Linked DNA regions of Mus musculus: region 1 is linked to region 2. The links are chromatin loops, found by intact Hi-C in ENCODE. Cell type or tissue: left cerebral cortex. All regions are shown on one strand.

The links. Hi-C counts contacts between places; a loop is a spot of excess contacts. Peaks named below come from ENCODE experiments on the same cell type or tissue, not always from the same donor. Only the 100,000 strongest peaks of a DNase experiment are listed, where the experiment ranks them.
Region 1: a loop joins it to region 2, with 3 times the contacts of the local background. A loop is called at or near these places in 1 of 42 quality-filtered maps.

The regions. Positions count from the first base shown.
Region 1 is chr2:156,168,325-156,172,324 of GRCm38, forward strand. All of the region lies in intron 4 of Rbm39 (RNA binding motif protein 39), which reads right to left. Among named protein-coding and RNA genes, the nearest start is that of Rbm39, 9.9 kb to the right of the region's middle. In left cerebral cortex, a CTCF peak has its summit at 2,460 (motif pointing right); no DNase peak of the experiment used is centred here.
Region 2 is chr2:155,972,675-155,976,674 of GRCm38, forward strand. Cep250 (centrosomal protein 250) reads left to right here. Exons shown (of 33, transcript NM_001130000.1): 14 at 669-815; 15 at 1,579-1,809; 16 at 2,997-3,190; 17 at 3,410-3,537; 18 at 3,715-3,884. It overlaps LOC108168808 (a long non-coding RNA gene), which reads right to left and starts at 2,997. Exons shown (of 4, transcript XR_001783524.2): 1 at 2,912-2,997; 2 at 2,726-2,805; 3 at 1,536-1,683; 4 at 601-918. In left cerebral cortex, no CTCF peak of the experiment used is centred here; DNase peaks (open chromatin) are centred at 1,683 and 1,894.

The DNA of each region.
Region 1 (4,000 bases), 200 kb after region 2:
ACACATTTCATTCAAAAACTTGTGACACAGTGTCTCATAAAATCCAAATAATACCTAGAACTGTTTTTTCTCCTGTCTCAAACTGAGATTTCAATGTTGAATTACAGGCCTCAACCCCCTTATTCATCTTTTTCTTACCTTCCCTCACTCCCTCCCCCTTCTCAAGGCAGGATACAGACTTGACTACACTGGAACTCACTATAATCCAGACTCAGAGATCCTAACTGACTCTGCCTTCTGAGTATTGGGTTTGAAGGTGTATGCTACCACAAGCACCCAGGATTTTGTGTGTGTCTTTTAATTTAAAAAGGTTCTCACTATGTCTTTTCAGCTGACCTAGAACTCACTATCCTAGATCCTGTCTGACTAGTGCTGAAATCAAATGTGTGCCACCTTGCCCAGTTTCCATGTAGTAATTCTTAAGCGAGTATCAGAACATTCACAGTACTATATTGATTAGGGTAGAAGGTATTAAATGTAAAGACAATTTCACTCAGAAAAAAAGAAAAAATGATGCTTTTATGATTCAAAGAGAAGTTTCAGTTCAGTTTTGGAATATACCTGATCCACAGACCAACACCAATATTGCAAAAAATAATAAAGAGGGTTATTTTCACATTAAAGCATAATACAAGTAATTTTGGTACCTTTTTAAAGACAAAGCTTACTTCTTAAAGGATCATAAGATACATGTCCCATAGTGTTCAATCATGGTCATTAAAGAGGACTGGCTCAGTAGATAAGAGCGCTGGTTGCTCTTCCAGAAGTCTTGAGTTCAATTCCCAGCAACCACTTGGTGGCTCTTGTCGTTCAAAAATAGGGTCTAATGCTCTTCTGCCATACAGGAACACATGGAAATTGAGCACTCATGTATAAATAAAATAAGTTCTTAAAATTTTACATTTAGTTTTAAGAAAAACTTATAATCAAGTTGTTTCAAATAAAATTCTTCTGTCCCCTCTAACTCAGACTTTTTTTTTCCAAGACAGGGTCAGGGTTTCCTGGCTGCCCTTGAACTCACTTTGTAGAGCATGCTGGCCTCAAACTCAGAAATTGCCTCTGCCTCCCAAGTGCTGAGATTAAAGGGGTATGCCACCAACACCAGGCCAGACTTTTTTTTTTTTTTTTTAAATAGGGTACATAAGCCTGAGTTTTTTTGCAATTCACTTTGTAAATCAATGTGGGCTGAAACTTAGCAGTGATCCTCTTGCTTTGCCTTTCTAATCCATAATAGTAAGACAATTATTGGACAGATTACTGTCCAATCAAGTACATATAAATACTTAACAAGCTATTTTTTCTCTTCTGTTATACATAATACAGAAAAGTATTATTGGAGACAGGGTGTAATTAAAAATACAGTATGTAAACCAGGCTGGCCTTGAACTAACATAGATCTGCATCTGCCAGTCTGATTATATTTCTCTTTGTTATAAAACTGCCTAGCTGGGGCTGGTGAGATGGCTCAGTGGGTAAGAGCACCCGACTGCTCTTCCGAAGGTCAGGAGTTCAAATCCCAGCAACCACATGGTGGCTCACAACCATCCATAACAAGATCTGACTCCCTCTTCTGGAGTGTCTGAGGACAGCTACAGTGTATTTACATATAATAAATAAATAAATATTTAAAAAAAAAAAATAAAACTGCCTAGCTAACCACCACGAGATTCAATTTAAACCAAAACAAGAAATATTTAAATTAATTCAAACTTGAATAAAAGGCAGCCATCAATAATAGCTTCTCAAAAAAGTATTCTGGTGCTGGAGAGATGGCTCAGTAGTTAAGACTGCTCTTCCAAAGGTCCTGAGTTCAATTCCCAGCAACCACATGGAGGCCCACAACCATCTATAATGGGATCTGATGTCCTCTTCTGGTCTGTCAGAAGGTAGAGACACTGTACTCACATTCTTGAAATAAGTTAATAAATCTTTAAAAAACAAAACTAGCATTCTGATTTTTAAAGCATCTGTCCCCTATTTAATTCACCCCAGTTAAGAAAACTTACAATCTTAAAGACTGTAAATCTTGAGGAAAGGAACAAAAAAATTTCTAATATATAACTCAGAATTAAAAATAGTCTCATGGGGGTTGGGGATTTAGCTCAGTGCTATTGTGCTTGCCCAGCAAGCAAAAAGCCTTGGTTTGGTCCTCAGCTCCTGAGAGAGAGAAAATAAGAATAAAAATAGTATCATAGCAGTACTACCAGCATGAAGTCTATAATGTAAGGCAATTAACATAAGCCATAAAAACAAACACAGAGGGGCACCCATACTTAGGTACACACACTAGACTACAAAGGATCCAGAATCCAAACACACTTAACTTCAGTTAATACCAGTATCTGATTAGTATTTTGTTGACTATTATTAGTTTTTGGGTTTTTTTTGTTTTTTTTTTAAAGATTTTTTTATTTATTATATGTAAGTACACTGTAGCTGTCTTGAGACACTCCAGAAGAGGGCGTCAGATCTTGTTACAGATGGTTGTGAGCCACCATGTGGTTGCTGGGATTTGAACTCTGGACCTTCCGAAGAGCAGTCGGGTGCTCTTACCCACTGAGCCATCTCACCAGCCCATTAGTTTATGTTTAAGTGTATTCTTTTTTTTTGAGACAGGATTTCTCTGTGTAGCTGTCCTGGAACTCACTTTGTAGACCAGGCTGGCCTCTGCCTCTGCTGGGATTAAAGGCGTGTGCCACCACACCCGGCTGAGTATATTCCTTAGCAAAAAAGCTCAGTGGCTGATTCAGTTGCTCATCTTTAATTTCAAGTCTAAACTACTTAAATCTTGTAAACATATTGGGTAAAGGAAATAAAGCTTTTGGCCTAGCTGAAATCTATACGGACTGACTGGCACCTGGCATCACACAAGCATAAATACTTTCAAAAATAGTTTTAAGGGGGCTGGTGAGATGGCTCAGTGGGTAAGAGCACCCGACTGCTCTTCCGAAGGTCCGAAGTTCAAATCCCAGCAACCACATGGTGGCTCACAACCATCCGTAATGAGATCTGACTCCCTCTTCTGGAGGGTCTGAAGACAGCTACAGTGTACTTACATGTAATAAATAAAATAAACCTAAAAAAAAATATATAGTTTTAAAAGGTGTGCTTAGTAAAGAATTAAAGACTCATTTAATCCTTGCTTAGAAATGCAGTTTCGGGCTGGTGAGATGGCTCAGTGGTTAAGAGCACTGACTGCTCTTCCAAAGGTCCTGAGTTCAAATCCCAGCAACCACATGGTGGCTCAAAACCATCTGTAACAAAAATCTGATGCCCTCTTCTGGAGTGTCTGAAGACAACTAGAGTGCACACACATATAATAAATAAATAAATAAATCTTAAAAAAAAAAAAAAAAGAAATGCAGTTTCTTCACAAAGCTGTTAATACAGGTAAAAAAAAACTTCTTTTTTGACTTTTTTCTTTTTTTGTTTTGTTTTTTTCGAGACAGGGTTTATCTGTATAGCCCTGGCTGTCCTGGAACTCACTTTGTAGACCAGGCTGGCCTTGAACTCAGAAATCCGCCTGTCTCTGCCTCCCGATTGCTGGGATTAAAGGCATGCGCCACCACGCCCGGCTTTTTGACTGTTTTCAAGACAGAGTTTCTGTTTGTGGCTATGGCTGTCCTTGAACTTAAAGATCTGAATGTTGTCACTAAATGCATGAGCCATCATATTCCTAGCCAAATGCCTATTTTTTAACAGCTGTAATGAATTAATTATACACTTGTTTAAATAATGCGTATAAGTTCCAGTAACTTTATCTACAAACCCCTTCCAATTTACTCTAAAACCTTATATAGAAATAATAGGCCGGGCAGTGGTGGCGCATGCCTTTAATCCCAGCACTTGGGAGGCAGAGGCAGGTGGATTTCTGAATTTGAGGCCAGCCTGGTCCACAAAGTGAGTTCCAGGACAGCCAGCACTATACAGAGAAACCCTGTCTCGAAAAAAACCAAAAAAAAGAAAAAAAAAGAAAAAAAAGAAAGAAATAATAGGAGCA
Region 2 (4,000 bases):
GCCATCTTTTGATACATATGTAGCTAGAGTCAAGAGCTCCGGGGTACTGGTTAGTTCATAATGTTGTTGCACCTACAGGGTTGCAGATCTCTTTAGCTCCTTGGATACTTTCTCTAGCTCCTCCATTGGGGGCCCTGTGATCCATCCAATAGCTGACTGTGAGCATCCACTTATGTGTTTGCTAGGCCCTAAAATATAAATCTTAAAAACATATTCAATACCTTTTGCCATCTGTGGCCTACCTTCCCAAGCCCACCCTCACTCCAAGTGTCCTTTGCTCTTGCCACAAAGCATCAGCTGCAGTCTCAAGTCATCTTCCTTCATGACATTAGTACATTGTATGCACCTTCCTTTCACCTTAACTCCCAAGGTCCAGTTCCCTGTCTGTGTTCCATCAGCTCCTCTCCCTAACTGAATTGATGCCTTCTTTGAGTTTTCAGTTGCACTTACAGTTTCTGTAGTGTCATGACAACTGTAGGTGTTTGCATGACTTTCCGTGTTTCTGTGCTGTGACCACCTGTCTCATGAATGAATGAATGAAAAACTTGTTTAGATTGCAAGGGAAGAAATGGAGTGATAGTTGAAAAATAAAAAGGCAGGTATTGGGAGTGTGATTTACTGTTCCTGAAAACTCAAAGTAGGAAACACTTTAACCCTTTTGTTTTTAGGCAGAACAGTCCATTGTGGAGCTGTCAGGTTCTGAGAACAGCCTGAAGGCAGAGGTAGCTGATCTTCGAGCTGCAGCTGTCAAGCTTGGGGCCTTAAACGAGGCTTTGGCTTTAGATAAAGTTGAACTGAACCAGCAGCTTCTCCAGGTGAGCGAAGGTGTGGTTCCCAGGACCGGGCTGGCTTATCTGAAGATTAGCCTCAATAGGACAGAGTCCTCAGTGGATTAGGCAGGGCTGCTCCCAGTTATAGCTGAAATGAGCAAGAGAGACATTTGCAATGTAGAGAGCAAAGGATTAGCCTTAAGCACTGTAAATCCCCCCTCACCGGCCCCCCCACACCTGCAGCAGAACCTCCGAGCATTGAATGAATGATCAGGACAGGGAAGGTCCATGTCCCTGGAAGGAGACGAAGCATTTCATGCTATTGGGTGAGGCAGATGTGCTGAATAGCCCAAATAGCCCCCAAATCATCTCTGTTGGTTAGAAATTTAACCTTCATTTTGGTAGGGAAAACTTGTTTCTTCTAGATCTCCCGAGACCCAGAAATGTCTGTATTTCCTAATTCTGGGTATTTTAGTTGGTTGGTTGAGGTTTTTTGTTGTTTTGTTTTGTTTTTATTTTGAGACAGGGTTTCATGCTGCCAAAACTGTCCTCCTGATCCTCCTTCACCTCCCAAGGGCATGTACCACCACCTGGTATTATTCTGAATTCTCTGAAAGCGAGATTTTGCCTTTTTTGTCTCTGTCCCAGCATCAGGGCCACCTAGTGCCTAGAGTGTAGACATCAGATGGAAAGAATGGATGGATCTCCCTCCCTGTGTTCACTGTAGGTGGTTTCTGTAGAAGCAGAGGGAGCTTTAACCTTTACCTTTGATGCCCTGCACTCTTTCTCTTCTCTTTCCGGCCAGTAGTTGGAGCAGGAGAACCAGTCTCTATGCAGCAGAGTGGAGGCCGCAGAGCAGCTGAGAAGCGCTTTGCAGGTGGACCTGGCGGAGGCAGAAAGGCGCAGGGAAGCCCTGTGGGAGAAGAAAACTCAGCTGGAGACTCAGCTGCAGAAGGCAGAGGAAGCGGGGGCTGAGCTACAGGCAGAGCTGAGGGGCACCCGAGAAGAAAAGGAAGAGCTTAAAGATAAATTAAGTGAGGTGAGAGGCCATTGCGGGTGTCACTTGCAGTGTGTTACATACTTGTTGTAAGCAGAAAGACTGAGAAGTGATGTGAGTGAGGCGGGTCTTCCCACTGTTTTAATGCGTTTCTATGGAGTCCTGCGCTCACCCCCACATGCCAGTCCCCATGTGCTTCCTGCAGTCTCTCCCTCACTTCATACTCAGTGCGAACGTGTATCGTCTTCCTGCTGTAATTACTTGTCTGTATATCCTTCACAGTCAGCCAAATTATTTACTTAGTTAGTTTGGTCATTTGAGAGAAAATCTAACTCTAGCCCTAGATGGCCTGGAATTCACGCTGTGAACCAGGCTGTCCTCAACTTACAGTGTCCCTCCTGCCTCTGCCTCCTGAGTGCTGAGATTATAGCTACCAGTTACAGCTGTGCATGTGTCGTGTGGACCGGCTGTCTGTCTCTCTGTTTGCTTTTTGAGACAAAGTCTACCTGTGGGGTTTTTTTGGTTTTTGTTTTTTGTTTTTTGAGTCACAGCTTGAGGGGACATGGTCTGTCAAAGTGGGGGAAGCATGGCAGCAGATGTCTCTGTGGTGGCCAGAATTTGTGGCAGCTGCTCACTTGCATCAGGAGACAGGAAGGGGACAAGGTGTCCCCTGGGCTTTCTGCTGTTGCCCTTTTTAGAATCTACAACTCCAGCTCATGAGGCGTCTCCATCCACATTCAGATGGTTCCCCTTCCTTCCTTATCCTCTCTGGAAACATCCTCACAGACACACAGAGGCGTGGCTCCTCGGGGATTCTCAATCACGAAGTTGACAGTGAAGATCAATCATGACAGGCATACTTTTCCCTACCAGACTGCTCACTGCCCTGATGCTTGGAGCATTAGGGCAATACTTAGAGTATCCCATTCTTAGAGCCCCTTCCCAGGTCATTACCCACTTTCTTAGCATATACAGGTCCTGCTGGCCTCAGTATAGTGCCTTGCTCATTGGAGAACATCCTTTCTGGTCCGGGGACTCCTGGTTGATCAAGGACAGACAGACAGACAGACAGACAGACATAAATGCCAGTTATTCAACAATGCTCGATCTCACAGTGTGGAGTTCAGAATCCTTGAAGACTCACTGGCCTTGACTTGCTGTTAGTAGCTCTGGAGCAAGAATCCTGGGATTGTGCCTTACTCTGTGTCTCACCAATTTCTCTCCCTCAGGCACATCACCAGCAAGAAACAGCTACAGCTCACCTAGAACAGCTGCATCAGGACGCAGAAAGACAGGAAGAAACACTTGCTAGGGCAGTCCAGGAGAAGGAAGCCCTAGTACGGGAGAGGGCAGCTCTTGAGGTGCGCCTGCAGGCTGTGGAGCGGGACCGACAGGACCTCACTGAACATGTCCTGGGGCTCAGGTAGGGCCCACACTTAGTTCATCCGAGCACAGAGAGCTTTGCAAGGGTAAGGGTAGCCAAGCTAAGCTCCCTGTCCTCAGTGTATGCATTCTAAAAGAGCTGTAGACGTGTGATTGCCCTAGAGCTTCCCTGGTGACCTGTACTTAAAACCCAGTCCCTCTTGAGAAAGGGTAAGGGGCTTGATGGGTTAGAACTCTCCCTGATTCCTAAATCTTATAGGTCAGCCAAGGAGCAACTGGAGAGCAATCTATTTGAGGCCCAACAGCAAAATTCTGTGATACAGGTCACCAAGGGGCAGCTGGAGGTCCAGATTCAAACTATTATCCAAGCCAAGGAAGTAATTCAAGGTGAGAGCCCAGCTGGAATGGGGCACACTGCATTCCAAAGAGATAGTAACAGCCAAGAAAGCAGTGAGAGCTTTCTTCTGCCAGACTCGGGCTCTGAGAGGAAGTTGCTCCTGAGGCGGGTGGGCAGGGAGAAAGAGCAGGGCAGAGGCTCAGAGGCGATCTTACCTGATGTCATAGGGGAAGTGAAATGCCTGAAGCTGGAACTGGATGCTGAGAGGACCCGGGCAGAGCAGGAGTGGGATGCAGTAGCCAGGCAGCTAGCCCAAGCTGAGCAGGAGGGGCAAGCATCTCTGGAGCGACAGAAGGTGGCCCACGAGGAGGAGGTGAACAGGCTGCAAGAGAAATGGGTAGGTGGTGGATGTGATTGGGACATAGGGGAGGCAGACATGGCCTCCCTTCAGTGAGCCTGCCGCCTGCTGCCTCTTGGTCCAGATAATGCTTAGAAGAATGAAATATGGGGGGG